Regions from separate parts of the Mus musculus genome. Here all the other regions are linked to region 1. Evidence: chromatin loops called from intact Hi-C (ENCODE). Cell type or tissue: left cerebral cortex. All regions are shown on one strand.

Region 1 (5,000 bases):
TCCTATCTCCGGTTAAGGGGATACCCAACTGGGAAGGGCCTGAACCGAACCGAACCAAACCGTATACAAGGGAGAGGGCTTATGTTAGGGGAATGAAAAAAGAAACTACATTCTGGGATTTAGAAGAGGCCAGATTAAGAGACCCTGATGCTTAAATTTAACTTCAGCAGCGCCTCATTGAGAGTTCTGGGGTAGTTCTGGGGTAGACTCACATGGGGAGAGCTCTCAGAATAAGCTATATCCCCCTCCCATACCACCGCAGGCTTCCTTTTCTATTGTAGTTTTTCTTTTTAAAGAACCGAAAAAGACTCAGACATTGATAGGATGGAGACTCTTGCGTCTGTTGCAAGATGCAGAATCTATCTGCTTTTTTTTTTTTTTTTTTTTTTTTTTTTTTTTTTTTTAACGGATCTGCACCGGTTCTACAGCTGAGGCTGGGAAGAGCAAGTCCAAACCTTGCTGGCTCGATCGCTGCACACACACACACCCCAAACCTTAACTGAGGACCTGAGCCCCCTTCCCCGCCCCCAGCAGTGCGAGCTTCCGAAGCCCCAAAGCTGCCTCCAGCATCCACCACCTGGCATTGCCAACCCGTTTCAACATCAGCATACGTGCACCCGCCAGGGCCCAGCTCCCCTTCACGCGCGGTTGGTGAGCAGCAGGCAGCGGGGCCGCTTGTGACCTGCTTACCGGTATGGTAGTGGTGGCCACGCTGCCCGGGAGCACCGACGCGATGCCATCGGTTCCCAACACTACTGTGCTCTGGCTCATATTCACCCAGCCCACGGCTGGGGTATTGTTGTGCTCCAGCGTGCCCTTGCCCACACTCACGTTCGCGTCCTCCTCCGGGCCACGCAGAGCTGGAATCTTGCAGTGCAGAGCGTTGCCAGCCCCGGCGGGCCCGGAAGGGGGATTGGCCTGTGCGCTGTGCCCTTCGCTTAAGTCCCGGAGGGCCGCGGAGGTCGCTTGTGCCCGGGGGCTGCTGAGATTACAAAACCCTACTCCGGACTGCTGGGCCTCGCAGGCTCTCGCATCCGCAGACTGGAAAGTTTGGGCGCCGGTGGAAGCCGACCTGGGCACACGTGGCGGCTGGACAGTGGCCGTGGGGGCCTCAGCAGGAAGATCCTGTTCAGGGCTGGTCCTAGGTGCACGAGGACTATCCCGGTGGCCTGGCACCGCTGCCTCCAAGATGTTGGCTGGCTGTTTATTCATTTCCTTGGGAGCACTGCAATCCTGCAAACACAATGTCAAGTTCGTGCAAAACAAACAAACAAAAAGTCACGGCAGCATTAAAAATAAAATATATGGGTCTGCATACACAGATGCACACATTCCAGGTCCAGGCACAAAATAGACAGGGTAGCAAACGGAACCGGTGTTTCTCCACTCGCCAGACACGTCTGTAATCCTGGGACATGAAGAAGCTAATATTTTCTCCCAAGTGGAGGAGGAACTAAGACCGAAGAATGAGTGGGTTTTGACAGGGGGAAAGAGGCGGGCAATATAGAAATAACCCTACAGCCAGGAGCTCCCTGCCCTCTGTGGATTTCAAATCAAGGCTGTGGGTACCACATCCCCTTCACCATTGTGGAGAAAGATTCTTTAATTTTCCGCCCCATTTCCTTTGTCATTCAACAATGCACATTGCCTTTTTTTCCCCCCATAGACAAGCTGTGATCACAAAACATGCTCTGGGGTAGGCCAAGGCTGGAAGCCACACGGGTAAATTCAAACTCCAGCATTCAGCCTACCTTGGTCACCCAAGATGCAAAGTCAAGGCTAAAGGTTTTTTGTTTTTTGTTTTTTTTAAAATCAAAATATTACTACCAACAAACAGCCCACCACTAAAACAATAAACTAGATGGGAAACGCATAGTAGCTGGCTTTGACCCTTACATTCTCTCCACTTGATTCCAGACCCCTCCAATGTATACGGATCTTGCCAATTTTTTATTTTTATTTTGCTGTCCATTTCCAGTAATATAATATTCTTTCCCTCCCAACTCTTGACTGAGGACCAAAACTCACCAATAATTTTCATTAGCTTTCTCCCTATTGAATTTTAAAGACTTGCCAGAAGTGGGTTTCCCTTCGGCTTCCGCGTGCTAGTGTTACCTTTCAGAGTTCCAAGATAGTATAATTACTTCACTGTAAAACCAATCAAACTACCTTCTCATCAACCGAAAATCTCTGCTCTAACCCGCTTCACAAACGCACAAACCGAGTTTACGTGCACCAAACCCAATGCCTGGACTCCAGTCTGCGTTCTCAGTTGTCCCTAAGACCCAGAGCGACTCGCGGTTAAAGGAATCTTGACTTTCAGTACCACGGACAGTACCTAAGACCGGGTTTAAGAGCAGCTTTACCATCTAGGGAAACCTCCTCTGCCCTCCGGCAAGGCTCCCAAGTACGAATACCTGAACTTGAGCCTTCGAAAATGGTTCTCTGCCTCTCACCTATTGCAGATATTTCCAAAAAGAAATACCCCAAACGAGCCAGCCATCCTTATCCCCACTTCCACCTTTCTTTAGAGAATAAAAGCAAGCACTCACCATGTCTGATGCGGACAACAGATTGAACCGTAGAGTAAAATCCTCTACTGATCTAGGTTTGGCCCTGGAACAAGAGGCGCTTTCTATATCTCCCCGGGAAAGGCTGGGTTTGCGTCAGTGGGAAGCAAGGTGCCCTTCGTTTGACATCTTCCTGATAATACACGTTTGATAAATCATTACCCCTTTGGATTCGGATTTTAAAGGGACAACAGCCTGGAGTACGCTGTCTTGTTGTCACTCCGGTAGGAGGGGGCTGCGTGTTTGGCGTGACTCATGTGGGTCTGATTACTAAACCAAAGCCGGTGGGAGGGAACGAGAAAAGTTTGCCACCTCCTAATTAAGGGAAACATGGGAGAGACACGTCCCACTGCGCCCAAGACTCCAAGGCAAGGCGCAGCCGCCAACCAAACAGATTGGATTAAAGTGAGGGAGGGGGGGGGGTCAAATCAGTCTCCCTCTCCCATCAAATTTGCTTGCGCTCTCCCTGAATCTCTGTCCGATTCAAAAGTATCCCCTCCCCCCAAAGAATGCCAGGCCTGTCTCGGGTATCCAGCCAGATCTTCTATGCCTGTTCCAGGGTAGAGCCCTGTATTTGGTCAGGGCGCACCTGGCTGGTCAGTGTGTGGTGTTCAGATCCCTACATCCCAGCCTTTCCAGAAAGTCAATCTAAGGAAAGACCCCGAGTTTTCGTTTAAACTATTAAATGCACTTTTCTCATCCCTGTTTGTCTCTGCTAATCCTGTTTCTCGTTGTACGTTTTAGGCTCTTCTGGATTTATTTATTTATTTATTTATTTATTTTTAAATACTGACTTAGTCCTCCAGCCATGTAAAACCCACCCTTTCTCCGTGGTCCTCCAAACAAAAATCCTTTTAAAATAAGGCCTGATTGGAGAATGCAGTTTTACCTGAAACGAGGATCCCCACCCCCACCCCCACCCCGCAACCCAGGGCAGGGCTGGCTCTCTGGGAAACCCTAAGAAGAGACTGCGGGCTCCCGCCCAGGTCTGAAGTGGCCAGGTGGACTATGAACTTTACCCGAGGTACAAGGCAGCAACCACGATCACAAAAGGGAAAAGCCCTTTGCAAAGGTGTCATTTGAAAACTAGAAGGGGATTTGCAGCAATATGCCTCCCCTCTCTCTTGTCTTGACAGCCTAGCTAGGGAACCGTGGCCTCTGGAACGGGAAGCTTGGAAAGCGCTGAGCGCGCAACGGGGCCCACCGCCTCCGGGTCCGTGCCGTCGCACTCGACTGGGCTGTCTCCCTGCGGAGCCAGGACAAAGCCGCGGCAGCGGCCGAGGGCGCAGGCTGCGGTGGCAGATTGCGGTGGATGCCGGGGGCATTGCTGCTCCACTCGGGTCTCCTCCCTCACCCTTCCAAGACTCCAAGAGTGGTAGATGCCTCTGTGAGCCTGGCTCTCCCAGGATAGCCACCTGGATTCTGGGTCTGCACTATTTGGGATTGGGGATGGCAGCGGGGGATGGGGGCGAGTAGGCAGCCAGAGGAGCCTTGTCCTCCCAGTGTCTTTCGGGTTCCAGATAGCCTTTTACTGACATTTACTGAGCTTTTACTATTAGGCCATCTGCAACGCTTCCACGAAATTATTACGTTTAAGTTTGCCAACAGCCTTTCGGAAATTATTCCAGTGTTTATGCTGTGAACGCTAAGGTCAGGGTCTATTTTGAAGTTACTAGCTCCTCCACAGCCCGTTGCCTGCACCAGTCACCACTCTAGGCAACCGAGAAATGGGGAAGGACTCAGAGGAGGAATAAGGGGATGAGTGGGACCCTGGGGTACTCTGACTGAAAAAGGCTCTGAAAGCCGGTAGGGTTGACAGTCCTGTAATATCCTCAAATCCCAAGAAAGTGCAATGTCCGGGAGTGGCTTCAATGGAGTCATGAGACCCGCTTCTAGTTAAGATTCAGGTCTGGCTCTGAGGTCCAGAGGCCACTTTGACAGCAAATAGTCACGACTTCAAAGCTTGTGGCTAGTCTCCAAATTTGCATCTGAGCAGCCCCTGCCAGACTTGACGCGGGAGTCGGTGGAGTGTGCAAAAGAGCCTGGCCAGTAAGGAGGGAATGTACTGAGGTGGCCGAGTCGTGCAGGGCTACTTCCCGCTACCCTCCACCCCCACTTCGTTGCTGACCGTGAGTGATGCCCAACGCCCCCGCTCAGCCTCAGATCTGACGTGTCGCCTGCTCAAGTGCGCATTTGAGTTAGCATGGGGCTAATAAGGTCCTGCAGAGGCGGGTGACGAGTAGGCGCCAGTTCAAGCTCCACAAAGAACCCCCCCTCCTCCAGCCGCAAGATTCCAGAAAGGAGGGGCTGCCGATAGAGTGGAGGGACAGTTCAGGGACCAGACACCGAGAGGAGTCGCTCCAACAGGATAGTGACCAAAAGAGCAACACCTCCCTCCTCCTCCCCCCTACAGTGAAGCAGGGACCTGGC
Region 2 (5,000 bases), 230 kb after region 1:
ACCACTGAACCCTCCCGCATCTCACACATGGGGCAGGGACCACTAAACCCTCCCGCATCTCACACACAGGGCAGAGACTACTATACCTCTCTGCACATTTATTGTTGCTCTTTGCACTAGACCAATTGTCTCACTGTAGAAAGAATTAGTGGCAAAACTCAATTAAAGTCTAAGCATTGGTTGTACACCCAAAACCAACTGTACATGCTGACTTGTGGGGAAGGAAATAATCTATACACACACAAACACATTCAAATCTCCCAGCAACAAGGCCTCAGGCTTTGTCTGTTTTGTTTTGCCTTTTCCTCTTCTTTTATTTTACAAAGACTTTGAGCTTAGTTTTAATTTTGATCTGTTTCGATGGAAATCATCCTAAGTGTATCTTCTCAGCGTCCAGCACATGCAACACCACTTACTCATTTCTTGACGTCATAACTGTGCCCATCAGTTTTTCTTCTGTGCTGTGATATTCTGAGACCCTCTAGGCTTGATAGGTTGTCCTGTGAGCCGGTCCAGACTTAAGCTGTTACCGTTTTCTATGCCTACTCTGTATGGATTTTCTGTCTCTCTCTCACAATCAAGCTGTCAGCTATCATGCCTTGCTGTTCCCAAGGTCTCGAGACCTTCCCTTCATTCCCTGTCCATCTGCTCTGACTTCTAATCTGACCTACGAGGGCACGAAGACACCTAAGTGTGGCACAAGTATTTGCAACGTCCGAGTGCCCCTGCATGAGCATTGAGGGGCTCTCAATAATGAAATTAGTGCACAGACATACAGACCTATGTTCAATTCATCCAAAGCCCTATGATGCTTCCCCTATCTGTCAAATAAACAGATAAATGATACTGTACAGGATCTTTAAAAAAATGACCCAAGTAGACATGCAGAATTCAGACACCCTCTGCTATTTACACATAGCAGTCTCTCTTTGGGAAGGGGGCTGGATCTCAAAGCAACAGAGTGGGTTCTTTCTAATTTCTAATGCTACCCTCCAACTCAAAACAGATGTTTTCTAAAGTCATATCAGCCGCTAGGAATGGGCAGCCCAAAGGAAGGGTCTCTTGGAAATCCAGGTGGCTTCTCGTCCCAGTATCTGCTGCCCTCCCCGCAGCCAGTACCCCAATGGCTTCACTCATTGCCTCTGTGCTTCTGGAACAATTGAGATAGGCTGGGTTTGTGGCTCGGCTGTAACATGCATGAAACTCAGGGCTCCGGTACCATGTGTTAGCAGGCATCTATAAACCTAGCACTCAGGAGGTAGAGGCAGGAGGATCAGAAGTTCAAAGTCATCTCGGGCTATGTAGCAAGCGCTTGGCCAACCTCAGCTACGTAACTGATTTTTTCCATCTCTGTCACAATAGTCTAGCCCCACATTTCAAATTCCTTAAAATACACTTACCCAGAACAAAACAAAACAAAACAAAACAAACAAACAAACAAACAAAAAACAAACAAGGAAACGCTATAGACCACTACTCTCTAAGCTCATGGAATGCTAAAATCGTTCTTAGCTTTATGGTCCAAAAAATGGTACTGCTGGAGAGCTATATGAGCGAGAAAGCCAAGTGATTTGCAAAATTATACCACAAGGAGGGATTTTTTCCAATGCAGGCACCTGTTTCAGGGTGATTATCAATTATTCACAGCCTAGCTACGACCCTGAAAGCTGACTTTCCTCCCTCCCCCACAGACCCATTCCTCTTTGAGGCCAAATGAGAGGCCTCATACTACAGTTAATGAGGGTTGTGGCCGCCACAGCCAGTGAGATTTGAACCGTGCATTATCAATTTGCAAACGACGACCACACTTGGCATCTCACATTTTGACATCCCTGCTTGCCAAGACTGATCCCTGGGAAAGTCCTCACCAAGGACTCACCTCAAAGTTCCTGCAAAATGGTAACTTCAGAACTGCGCTGTCCCGAGTTCCCCTTCCACACCATTCCCTCCCCCGCTCCACTGCAGTCCTTTCCAGCTGTCAGTTTTTAAAGTGTATGTTTTAATTGTCCACAGTACAGCCCATCTGAAGCTGTTTGCAGAGGCACAGGGATCCTAGGCTGCTCTAGAATTTCTCAGCGACCACGGTGACAATGACCGGCTCTGGGGACATTTACAAGTTCCAGCTTCTTACCTAAAACTATTTCTAAGGCTATTGTGTGTGACAGAGGACAGGTCCGCTGGCAAGAGCTTCCCCCCTTGTAATGGAAACCATTTTTAAATGGTCTTTTTGTGATCGGGGTCTCCACCCTTAAACAAATGCAGGGCAAATTTCCCCCATGGGTGTCCCGAGGAGCGCTTGGGAAGAAACCCATCCTTATCAAGGCAGTAAGCCCAGACACACACACTTGCTTGTTACCATATTTAAAGGAATGGCCACAAAGAAGTAGTTTACAATAGGGGAGTTCTAGTCTGCATTTCCAAGGAATCACATTTTGGGGAGAATTACAGAATAATTACACATATGCTTAGATCGCAAGCATTCAGCGAAGCGAACAGTATTTTGAGGATTTAAGATGTTGGTGTAGTGCTCGTCTCTAAGAAACCAGGATAATTCGGACATTCAAATGCAAAGCCGCACCATTTGGAGAGTGTAATGCGGTCTGTTCTGGTCCCTGTTACAAATTCGGAAAGGTTTCCAGGCTGCAGACCTTCGAGGCGCTTAATACTTAAATCTGTTTCCAATGTAAAGCGCAGAACAAAAGTTCTGGGTATTAATGAAACGGATCCTAACGCAGGGCATGGGTGCGTTTCATTAACAGGTCAGTTTAGGAGAGTAAAAAATAATGACGGCAGAGCTTTGCCATGCACAACTCTTTCGTGCTGTCTTTCGATGAAATATCATTCGTCCAATAACACATTCAACATCCATTTTAGTACTATTTGGGGTGTTCAAATCCAGCTTGCATTCACTTCATGCCTATGATGAGGTCTATAACCAATTAGTATAAAACAAATGCTTTTCCTTGGTTTAAATACTGATTGGTCATTCATGCTTTAGTAGCCAAGAAAAGACGTGTAATTGTGAGTTATTGTAACTAACCTTAAAACGGTGACTTTAAAATATGAAACTTTGCTCACTTCTAATCTCCGCACTGGTTATTTTCTATGAATGCATTTCTGTAAAGCTTTAAGAGAGTATATCTGTTATTTGTACATAAAATTACAGTGTCCACAGATTTAGCCCCCAGACTCACAAAAGACTTACGATTGAATATTCTGATTCATTTAAACATTTTTATTTAAACATTTTTCTATTTGGGATTTTTTCCCTCCGAATAAATAAATGCAATTTGTGTTTTCAGTACGTTTTCCTACACCTTGACTTCTAAGATTTCTGTATTCAAAATAACAAAACCTTTGCAACTATGTCAGCTGCCTCCAGGAGCCTAAGTGTCAGAGTTGCACAGGGTGTTCACGGTGTTTACACATTTGATTGGTTTTGTGCCTTGGATGTGTTCATTTGAGATGAGAATGTTTCCCAACAGGCCCTCCTCAGCTAGCCCGTGGCTTGCAAAGTACGGAAGCAGCAGCGGCAAAGATGAAAGGAGAAACACACCCCCAGTGTAGGGAGCAAGGCGCTCTGAGCCAGCCATCTCACAATGTGAAAGGTTAATCATGAGATTTAGAGTGTGATCTCACTCTCAAAGGCAGCTCACGTGATTACAAACATTGTAAAGGAAGATGAGAACAGGAGCGAACTTCCAACGACAGGCTTCGTGGGAGCTGTAAATTTATCGTGGAAAAAAAGCAAAAAGCAAGAGTAAGGCTGCTTCGAAGTGAAGGGTGAGGCAGGCAGACAGGGGAACAGGCATGTTCAAAGAAACGGGAACTTAGCACTTCTCAATATTGATTCGAATGAAATATTCTCCCAAAGGCCCTCTAGATTACATCCCGTTCCTCCATGGGGCCCTCAGATATTTACTGGGAGCTTAGTTGTCATGAAATTGTGGGAATACACAGACCCTACAGGAAGGTTCCCAGTTCCTTGGGCACAAAGCAGAAAATAAGAGTTCAGAAGGGGGGAGAGAGCGCCTTGCAGTGTAGGAGAAGGCATGTAAACTATGCCTTGAAGAGGGAGCAGGAAGAGGCCACGTATTGGTGGGAGGGGAGCTGAGGTCCCCCTTGCAAAAGCAGGGAGACTGGAAGCTGCTTAAGAGTCATCGGTCATGCACATCATGCACACACCGGTAGCAGGAGAAGGCTCAGCTGCTTTGAGATGAGTTTGCCAATTTTTTCTTTAGCAAGTAGGAAACTGCACAAGAGATCTGAAGCCCCCGAAGGTTTCAGACGTGAAGAAAGTGAACTTCGGCTGCCTAGAAGAGAAAGAAAAGAAGGCTCATCTCCACAGAGAGAATATATTGAAAACAGTCCATGTTCTTTTTTTTTAAAGATTTATTTATTTACTTGTTTTATGTATGTGAGTACACTGTAACTGTCTTCAGACACACCAGAAGAGGGCATCAGATCTCATTACAGATGGTTGTGAGCTACCATGTGGTTGCCGGAAATTGAACTCAGGACCTTTGGAAGAGCAGTCAGTGCTCTTAACCACTGAGCCATCTCACCTGCCCCCAGTCCATGCTCTTAGACCAGGGAATAGAGATGCCACATGTCCACAGCTCAATTCCATAATGGCCACCTGTTGCCAATCAGAAAAATTAAAAGTGATGCCACTGAGGACCACAAAGCTCATCAGGGGATAGTGGAGGAGTAGGTGGTGTTTTTCAGATCTCAGGAAGTCTCGAATTCTGCAGAATGAGCAGCTGGTAACCAGTCCCAAGGATGCGCGCCATCCCCTCATGAATGAATGCAGGAAGTGTGGGATGCAATGCAGCAGATTCACACGCCCACTTCCTTGTGCCCACAAGTGATGCCCAGCTCAAAAACTGCTTCCACATTAATGATGAAGAAAAGAATGGGCCTCACCCTGTCACCAAACACCCCAAGGGGGCCATGGTATTCACTGCATGGTGTCGAGACTTTGGGAAAAGTAATCCTAA
Region 3 (5,000 bases), 270 kb after region 1:
CTCAAGGTTTTGAGCCCTTCCCAAGTGGAATTCCCAGCCCGGTTAGGTTCAGGGCTCTGCCAGGCTCCTTCCTCCTTCAAGTGAACGGCCTTGCACTCTGGGCGGAGTCCCAAAGAAGTTCTCTGAAAACACTCTCTCTCTCTCTCTCTCTCTCTCTCTCTCTCCCTCCCTCCCTCCTCTCTCTCTCCTCTCTCTCTCTCTCTCTCTCTCTCTCTCTCTCTCTCTCTCTCTTCTCTCTCTCTCTCTCTCTCTCTCCCTCTCTCCCTCCCTCCCTCCTCTTTCCCCCTCTCTCTTCTCTCTCCCTCTCCCCTCTCCCTGCTCCCTCACTCCTTCCCTCCCTCTCTTCCTCTTTTCAGGTTATTGGGAATTAGAAATAAATAGTTTTCCCACTAACTTTGGAATTCAACTATTCTCCGGAAACAAAACAAAACAAAACAACACCCCTCAAATCTTCCCAACCCTGACGGACTGTCATCGGATGGCACCGGAGTTTCTATATTTCCAAGTCTCCCTGGGTGTGGGAGTGGGACTTCTAACCCATCCCTCGCATCTGCTCTACGAGTCCCATTGAGTGAGAAATAGCTGGAGACCGGTATGTTTTCATACTTAAGGGCTTGAAATTTTCCACACGGCCCCTCACACACAAGGGAGAGTTATTTTACCGATAGCCTGGAGATGTAGTTCTATGAATATTTATTGATTTATTTTCTAGTCTCAGCAGGAGGCCGCAGATAAATTTAGTGCGTTCTTTAAATAATTCCTTTTCTATGAGGCAAGATGTCATCTGAAACTTCTAAATAGGCATTTAATTAGCCCGGGTGTTGCTTCAGAACAAAAACCTCCAGCGAGAGCTTTGGGGACTCACTGTATAGCAGAGAGGCCGTCGATGCACAGCGTTGATGAGCGCCGGCCTTTGTTGCCGCCCCATTGTGAGGGCCATGCTTATGAAGACTAATCCAATCATAAATTGCATCCCTGAACCAATCAGAGAGCCTGGAGCCTCCCGCGAATGAAGCCCGAGTGGAGAACTTTGTTGAACTTCATTGTCAGAGCTGTCAGTTTTCAAAGAGCTGGAGCGGGCGGGCCACTATAAAACCATCTCCTGGACCGGAGAGCCACAGAAGACTCGCAGACGCCCAAGTAGGACGGTTACCAGGATACTGAGCCAAAGAGGGCATCGGGGGAGGGGCGGGAAGCCAGGCGCTTGCCCTCCGGCCCAGGGAAAGGGAGCTACTGCCAGACCCGCTCTAACCATGATGTTCCCCGGCCTCCTTGCGCCTCCCGCGGGATACCCTAGCCTCCTGCGACCCACGCCCACCTTAACACTGCCCCAGTCCCTTCAATCCGCATTTTCCGGCCACTCTAGTTTCCTAGTAGAAGATTTGATCCGCATCAGCCGGCCTCCCACCTACCTGTCCCGCAGCATACCCGCTGCCAGCCTGTCACCCCCCAGTCAAGAGGCCCCTGCAGCCCTCGCCGACTCGGGGACCTCAGACCTGGGCTCTCCTGGGTCCGGGAGCCGGCGAGGCAGTTCTCCACAGACCGCCCTCTCCCCTGCCAGCGAGCCCACGTTTCTGAAGTTTGGGGTGAATGCCATCCTTTCCTCGGCGCCTAGAAGAGGTAAGATACAGCCGTGCCCTCGACGTGCGTTCCGCGGCCTGACAGCCACTCAATCCTTCACAAACTTGTTCCTCCGCGCTTGTTAGTGCACATTTCCACGCAGGAACTCAGACCTCAAGGGCCAGGTTACTGATTATGAAACGATGGTACTGAGGTTTTAAGGGGAAGAAAAGTCTCAGGCCTTACGAGTATCCTCAAAATGAACTTGAGCCCCGGGCCAGTGAGTGCAGTTCCTTAGTCGGGCGTCTCAGCGCACGCGCTTTGGTGCCTGCGTTCCCGCCCTCAAGACTAGGAAAGAGACTTTTTGCTTTAAACCCAACAAGTACGTTTATTGTGTTGGTTTGTACTATTATGGATAGATCTGCAATAGCCCACCCCACCCCTCCCTATTTTCCTAAGTCTCTGGAATGGTGATGAAATGGGGGCACAAATGAGACGACGCTGCGCAAATTTATTTTACTTAGTGAATACGTTCTAAAAGATGCCTCTGATACCTGCTGCAGTGTGAATTAGATCGTGTACGCGATGCTCCACACAGTATTCAAACACATGATCAAATTCATTCTCTCTCTCTCTCTCTCTCTCTCTCTCTCTCTCTCTCTCTTCCCTCGCCCTACCAGAAACTTCGCCCGCTTTGCTGCAGAGCCCTCCTCCCAAGACGTTCGCCTTTCCATACTTCGAAGGCTCGTTCCAACCCTTTATCAGATCCTCCTATTTCCCAGGTAGGTCTCTTTCGTGTTTTTCCCGCTCCGGGCTGGACAGCCCGTTCCAGTCCCGGCCGGTCGCTCCCTACCCCGAAGTCGTATTTCTCCGTCCACCCCTCGGGGTTACGCTCTGGTTCAGAGGTTGCGAGGCGTACAACATTCACGAATCCGTCGCGCCAATTTGATACCCCATTTAGCACAAGCAGTGACTGCTTGACACTATGCACCAATTCCCTGCTCTACAAATTAGCAAGAATTGTCATGGTCCACATTTGAGGCGGTTCCCTTCCCGGCGAGGAGCTGTTGGCATCCCTTCATGCCGCCGTTTCCCACAGAGTTGGTGCACTTGGCCACCATTCGCCACAAAGGTCTCAGCACCGTGACCAATTGGCCAGCTCCTCCGGCAGCCACACGCAGACCGGCCCTCGCCCCTCCACGCCGCCGAAAAACACCTACCAGCCGCAGCTAATTTCCTGTTAACATTCATTCAGGGCTGCTTTTTTTTCCCTCCACAAGACCGCATGGGGTGCCCTCTTGTGTGCGATGCTTGGGGGTTACCTAAGGGTAGGAAGTCTAGATCCTCCCGCGACCCCAACCTTATCTTGCCAATTTGATTTCCCAACCCTATATCATGCCGGTGGGCTCTTTCTGTAAAAAGGAAACAGTTGACAGAATCCCGCTATGGGTCCTAGTCTACAGGCGAAGAAGCACCCTCAAGAGTTTTCATGCTGAGAACTACGAGTGTTCAAGCATTGCCTCGAACACTTTAAAGCTGCTTTAAAAAGCAGGGAAGCCCCCTAGACAAGAAGGGACCAGAGCCAAAGTGCAGTGGGTGGGGGCAGGGCAAGACCAGGACAGCACTCCCAACATCAGCAAAAGAAACTAGCGACGCTTTTTTTTTTTTTTTTTTTTTTTTTTTTTTGAGAGAAGAAACTCTCTTCCACCACCATTCAGGCTTTTGCCGACAATGGAATTTGCTCCTTTCTCCCGGGTCTCAATGGTCTAACAAAAACAACCCGAGCTTTATAAATAGCTTTTCGTGTCCATTTAATGTGAAAGATTGGGGGTAGAGAAGCCTCTGCCATCACCGCTCTCCCAATCGTCTCCGCCTGCAGTTGTGTTTAGCCTGAGTGTAAACCTCTTTTGTCCCGGTAATATATGGCTCTCGCTGCTTGTCCATAGCCTTTTGCGGTTAGTTCATTACTACACAATTACCATTCACGCTTCGTTAGCGTCTCTGTTTCTTTTTGTTTTTCTTTTTCTCTCCCTTAAAGCGAAACTCTCCCCCTTTTCATAGCGCCAATTCCCAGTGGGAAGCGGTCAATGTGCTAATTAGACGCCACTTTCCTTGTATTCACGCTGATTTCTTTACGTTGTGGGGGAGGCAGAAAAATCATATGTAGTTTTTAAAACGATGAATGACTGGATTTTTTTTAAGCCAAAACAGACTTTTTTCTGTCTGCCAAACCAGCAAAGTGCCTTGTCTTAAAAGGTACTGACAGCACCAAGGTGATTGCGTGTCCGTGGGTCTTGGGGGGGGGGGAAAGTGGAGGTGTGCTGAGTGGTCTCTGTGGGATTATTTTCATTTCTGTAATTTATTTTATTCTGTTGCTATTTAAGCTGTTTGGTGCGGACTGTTTCTGTAAGACCATTGAATGGAAGTGGGGGGGCGGGTAAGCAAAAGGCAATTGTGGCTGCTGTTTTCGTGGGTTTTTTCCTAATCCGGGTTTGCACGGTTGAAAGCGAAAGTTATTTGTGCGGAAAGCGCCTTTCACTCAGACAGGTTGTAGGTTCTCCGTCTATTCTCTACGGGGAGAAAAAGGAGTGTTTTAAAGAGATGAAGGGACTCGAGGGGGAAAAAGGAGGGAGAACGCTAGTGAAAACAGCTTGGGAGAGGCGGATGCTCGGCTCTGCAGGACACCCGGCTCATTCTCTACTTCCCTCACCCCGCAGCTTCCTCCAGCGTCGTGCCTATCCCTGGGACCTTCTCCTGGCCGCTGGCTGCTCGCGGCAAGCCTCGCCGGGGCATGCTGCGCAGAGCCGTGTTCTCTGACGTGCAGCGGAAAGCCCTGGAGAAGACGTTCCAGAAGCAGAAGTACATCAGCAAGCCAGACCGGAAAAAGCTGGCCTCCAAGCTTGGCTTGAAGGACTCGCAGGTGCGAGCGGCCTCCACCGCCCCACCCTCACACGCCATGCTAGCCCCTGCCAATCAATTGCAAGGGCTCTCTGGTGCCTCTTAGGCTGGCGGAGCAGCTGGGGAAACCCAGGCCAAGTTATTTGAGGTTTCCCCAGAGCAGCCTCCTTTTCCACCCCACCCCACCCCACCCTTCTATCTTACTCCCCCACCTGCCCAGCTGAGTCAAGTGCCGAATGAGAGGATGGATGGACGTAAGGGTACATGGATAGCTATATGGATAAATAGATAGATGCATATGCATGGGTAGGTGTGTATGCAGGTGGAGGATGTGTACATGGATACGTACGTACGTGTGTGTGTGTGTGTGTGTGTGTGTGTGTGTGTGTGTGTGTGTGTGTATGGGGTAGGCGGATGGACACATGAATTGGATAGATGGATGGGTGGGTCATGGCTATGGGGACGAGTGAATGAAGCATGAATTCGATCCAATATGAATGGGCTGGCAGGTAGATAGACCAGAGGAGCAAGAGTTAAGAGGG
Region 4 (5,000 bases), 290 kb after region 1:
TATAGGTAAGCATGGGAGATACAGAACAGCCATGTAAGTGAACAAGTGATATGGAGTTTAAGAGTAGAGAAGAGTTAAAAGGGGAAGGCAGTGCACAGAGGCAGTGGGGAAGCATCTTTGGGAAGAGGACATTTTATTCAGTAACATCTGCAGGGGCCAGAGGGTGCATGTCCTGTCCACACTGCTTAATGTCAAATCTGTGAAGGGTGGGACATGATGGGAAGACATCAGAAGACAGGATACGTGACAGCCAGGCTCCAGGAGAGTCCAAATCATAGACCTGAGTGGAGCCTGGAGTTTGTTCTGTGTAATAGGAAAGTATCCCAAGTCTCCAAAGGTGAAGACTTGTAGGGACCATTAGATGTGAATGACAGTCGACACCTGTTAGAAATGATGGGTACACGGGCAGGGACGTGGGGGGAACTTGAGGCATTAAAAACCGAATCAGCAGGTGTCAGAATGAGTGCAGGAGGCAAGGGGGGGGGGTGAAGATGTTAGCAAAAAGCAAACACAAAATCAGACATGGGCTTTTTGGTGAAAGAGCCTAAGGCAAGGATGCACAGGCTGAGTTAAATAAATCCTGGATCTGAGTGGAAGAAAAGCCCAAATGGTAATGTTTGTGAAGGTCTGCCCGCCTCTACTCTGTGTGAAGTACAGCATCAGGGTGGTGGCTTCAAGCCACCAGCATCATGGGACACCTCAGGCTTCTTCATCTTCCTCAGTACCCAGTTCCCACCTCGTGGTCCTTGATGACAGCCCTCTTCCAGCCAGTGCACAGTGGGAGCAGGAAGGAGGGAAGGGCACACTCCGTAGCAGGTGCATGCGGATATCCACTTCTCAGCCAGGAGCCGGCATGCTCAGGGGTGTGTGCAGAAGTCTGCTCAGAAGGAGGAAAGAGAGGATGCCAGAGGGACTCGTGGCTGTCCTCCGAAGCTGAGCTGGGCAGACAGGAGGATGCTGCATGCTCCCTCACAAGGCTGCAACTTACTTTGCTTATCTACTCTGTAAGTCAGTTGTGTATTATCCAAATGTTTTTTTTTTTTAAGATTTTTTTTTTAAGAGTACACTGCAGCTATTTCCAGACACACCAGAAGAGGGCATTAGATCCCTTTACAGATGGTTGTGAGCCACCATGTGGTAGCTGGAGATTGAACTCAGGACCTTTGGAAGAGCGGTCAGTGCTCTTAACCGCTGAGCCATCTCTCCAGCCCTGTTCACACGGTTCTTAAAGACAGAAAACAGAGGGATGGAAGCACCTGGACTGGGTAGGGCAGAGAAGATGCCAACAAAGGGGATAGGAGGACATACGCGTTACCTGTCCCATTGCTGTCACAAATACCTGATAAAAACAGCTGAAGGAAGGAAGGAAGGAAGGAAGGAAGGAAGGAAGGAAGGGAGGGAGGGAGGGAGGGAGGGAGGGAGGGAGGGAGGGAGGGAGGAAGGAAGGAAGGAAGGAAGGAAGGAAGGAAGGAAGGAAGGAAGGAAGGAGTTATTTTGGCTCATAGTTTGAGAAATCAGCCACCATAACAGGGAAGGCACGGGGAAGGAGGGAGAGATAGCACCAGTGTGAGGGCTCAGCTCACTTTCTTCTCTCCTCTCTCTCTCTCTCTCTCTCTCTCTCTCTCTCTCTCTCTCTCTCTCTCTTAGTTAGAGATTTACTGCTGTGAACAGACACCATGACCAAGGCAACTCTTGTAAAGACAACATTTAATTGGGGCTGGCTCACAGATTCAGAGGTTCAGTCTACTATCATCAAGGAGGGAGCATGGCAGCATCCAGGCAGGCATGGTGCAGACAGAGCTGAGAGTTCTACATCTTCATCTGAAGTTGGCTAGTGGAAGACTGGCTTCTAAAAAGCTAAGACAAGGGTCTTAAAGGCCAAGCCTACAGTGACACACCTCCTCCAGGAAGGCCACAGTTCCAAACAGTGCCACTCCCTGGGTTAAGCATATACTACACCCCCCTCTCTCGGAGACTATAGTCCATGAAATGGTATCTCCCACATTCAATGTTAAATCTCTAGAAATGCTCTCACAGACACGCCCACACTGGGCACCAAGAGAGTTGTCATCACAGGAACAGAGCAAAGGGCATCTTGGGGGACATGACAGTTTCTCAGATGGCCATGAGGATGAGAAGAGGGACAATTAGGCGAGCTAGGAGGTTGGGATGGAAGGTGGATTCTTCACCCAGACCTAACAAGGGCAGTGACTAACATGCCCAGTTATCAAACACGATATGTGCCTGGTGTAAGTTTCATATGGCATGGGAGTCTTCAGGAATGAAAAGCCAAAGACCCTGGGGTGAAAAGCCAAAGACCCTCTGCACACATAGCACTTTTCCTCCTGGTATGGCAAGGACCTTGGGCCCTCAGGCCTTCTCTATACTTTATGGGGGGAGATCTGGTTCTGTGAGAGAGGCAGGAGAGGGCCGGGGGTGCTCTGTCGTAAAGCCTTCCTTCAGAGCAAAGCACTGCATATGGAGGTGCCCTGCTTTACGGTGGCGAGTCACGAGTCACGACAAATTTACTGGGAACCTTACAAGGCCCTTTTGGATTTTATGATATACGGTATTGAGTAGAGAAGAAATACCACGAAACAAACTTGAGTACACAGGAAAGCTGAGGTGAACTCGTGGTAATCGAGAGTTCAGAGGAATGGAAAGAAAATGTTTCTGTTAGAAAAGGGGTACTAGGATGGCCCTTAAATCCGTAGCTCCCACCCCAAGCCCACACCATATGTGCCAATCTACTCTACATAGAACAAAATGTGAAACATTCTCAAATTAACATACACCTTGCAAGTATGTGCAGGTTTAACACCAGGCAAGTGTGCACAAGAGATACCTGCCCCCATCTTGCCCCTAGAGGAGGAGGCAAGGAATTGCAGGCAGGAGGGGGTGGGTGGAGTGGATTTATTGTATTATCCTTTGAATAGGTTTATTGTATTAGTTTTAGCTATAAATTGATATACTAATTAATATAGTCACATATAATTTAATATGTTTAGTGCTAAAAAAATAATATAAGAAAAAGAAAAAAATTAACCAATTTTTTTCTTCCTTTTCTTTTTTTAAAGGACAACATGTTACACAGAATTGAATAGAAACTTTCACTGTGGTCTGAGGATACAGCTTAGCTGGCAGAATCCTAGCCTCATACACAAAACCCTGGCCTTGATCCCCAGTATAGAATGGGTGTGGTGGGTGTGTGCTTCCAATGCTAGGGGAGTGTACTGGCTAGTTTTGTGTCAACTTGACACAGCTGGAGTTATCACAGAGAAAGGAGCTTCAGTTGAGGAAATGCCTCCATGAGATCCAACTGTAAGGCATTTCCTCAATTAGTGATCAAGGGGGAAAGGCCCCTTGTGGGTGGGACCATCTCTGGGCTGGTAGTCTTGGGTTCTATAAGAGAGCAGGCTGAGCAAGCCAGGGGAAGCAAGCCAGTAAGGAACATTGCTCCATGGCCTCTGCATCAGCTCCTGCTTTCTGACCTGCTTGAGTTCCAGTCCTGACTTCCTTTGGTGATGAACAGCAATGTGGAAGTGCAAGCTGAATAAACCCTTTCCTCTCCAACTTGCTTCTTGGTCATGATGTTTGTGCAGGAATAGAAACCCTGACTAAGACAGGGAGGTTGGGACAGGAGGCTCTGAAGCTATATATTCAGTTGTGATAGTGTGTGCTCCCATTACCATAAGTTACACAGAAACTCTGAGGCTGGCCTGAGATGAATGAGATTTTGTTTGTGTGGTTTCACTGAGGCTGGAGAGATAGTTCAGAGGTTAAGAGCACGGACAGCTCTTCCAGAGGACCCAGGTTCAATTCCCGATATCCATACAGTGGTTCACATATATCTATAACCTCAATCGAGGAATCCAACACCTTCTTCTGGCCTCCACAGGTACTGTACACATGTGACACACAGATTTACAGGTAGGCCAAGTACCCTACACATATAATAAACATGGAAAAAAACCCATTGTGTTATCAAGTGGCATGGTTTATAAATGTCCAGTGGGTTGTGATAGTGTGTGCAATGCACTGATGTGTCTGTACTTGTGTGATTGTATGCTTACGTACTCCAGCTAAGAAACTGACTATGCATATGTGTGTACACATGCACATGTGGAATTGTTCTGTAAAATGTATTTCTTACTATTGGTTATAATAAAATAAATCTGAAATCCAATGCACCCGTTTGTTTGGTTTTTGTTTTTGTTTTTTAGATTTCATTTATTTTATGTGTCTGAGTACACCATCACTGTCCTCAGACACACCAGGAGAGGGCGTCAGATCCCATTACAGATGGTTGTGAGCCACCACGTGGTTGCTGGGAATTTGAACTCAGGACCTCTAGAAGAGCAATCAGTGCTCTTAACCACTGAACCATCTCTCCAGCCCCGCAGACAAGTTTTTTGAGCAGACTGGCTCTGAGAAGGGCTGGGTGATGAAACCAACTGGAAGACAGGTGCCAAAGGAGGCTCCTAGCTTGGCTTTGCCTTTCTTAAATCTGAAGGAAGACATAGCTGATAAAAACCGATTAGTAACTCAGACTAGAGTCGAGGGGATGAGGATGGGTGAGTAGATGACCCAGCAGGCACCCAGAAGGCTACAGTGAGCGCTAGTCACGAGAATAGGTGTGTGTGTGTGCGTGCGTGTGTCCATGCTATGCGTATGGTTGGGCATGTAGAAAAAGTTCTGGGACACAGTTCCATCTCACACATCCCATGCATGCTCACAGCCACACAGGTGGTCACCACTCACTCAGAGTGGTCACCACTCACACAGGCAAACAGAACAAGAACAAAGACAGGAATGGATTTTAGCTACAACAACAACAACAACAAAACAGCAAAAACAAAATCCCAAATGACGAAAACCAAAAACATAACCTCTTCCTTCTGCTGGTGTCTCAGGCCTGATGTTTGGTACTCCTATAAGTTGTTTGTTGAAGACCTACTCTGCGCAAGCTATACCTCTGTAATCAGAGAAGGTACTGCCTG

The links. A loop is a pair of places that touch in the nucleus more often than their neighbours do. Peaks named below come from ENCODE experiments on the same cell type or tissue, not always from the same donor. Only the 100,000 strongest peaks of a DNase experiment are listed, where the experiment ranks them.
Region 2: it touches region 1 in a loop (6-fold over the local background); 2 of 42 quality-filtered maps call a loop at or near these places.
Region 3: a loop joins it to region 1, with 7 times the contacts of the local background. A loop is called at or near these places in 11 of 42 quality-filtered maps.
Region 4: it touches region 1 in a loop (6-fold over the local background); 31 of 42 quality-filtered maps call a loop at or near these places.

The regions. Positions count from the first base shown.
Region 1 is chr7:49,907,934-49,912,933 of GRCm38, reverse strand. It overlaps Slc6a5 (solute carrier family 6 (neurotransmitter transporter, glycine), member 5), which reads right to left and starts at 2,635. Exons shown (of 16, transcript NM_001146013.1): 1 at 2,553-2,635; 2 at 691-1,233. The coding sequence starts at 2,555. In left cerebral cortex, no CTCF peak of the experiment used is centred here; DNase peaks (open chromatin) are centred at 1,294, 2,395 and 3,117.
Region 2 is chr7:49,675,898-49,680,897 of GRCm38, reverse strand. No RefSeq gene overlaps it. Among named protein-coding and RNA genes, the nearest start is that of Gm45985, 39 kb to the right of the region's middle. In left cerebral cortex, no CTCF peak of the experiment used is centred here; DNase peaks (open chromatin) are centred at 2,384 and 2,764.
Region 3 is chr7:49,632,969-49,637,968 of GRCm38, reverse strand. It overlaps Dbx1 (developing brain homeobox 1), which reads left to right and starts at 1,134. Exons shown (of 4, transcript NM_001005232.1): 1 at 1,134-1,620; 2 at 2,241-2,342; 3 at 4,278-4,480. The coding sequence starts at 1,254. In left cerebral cortex, no CTCF peak of the experiment used is centred here; no DNase peak of the experiment used is centred here; H3K4me3 peaks cover 504 bases.
Region 4 is chr7:49,618,226-49,623,225 of GRCm38, reverse strand. No RefSeq gene overlaps it. Among named protein-coding and RNA genes, the nearest start is that of Dbx1, 16 kb to the left of the region's middle. In left cerebral cortex, a CTCF peak has its summit at 2,864; no DNase peak of the experiment used is centred here.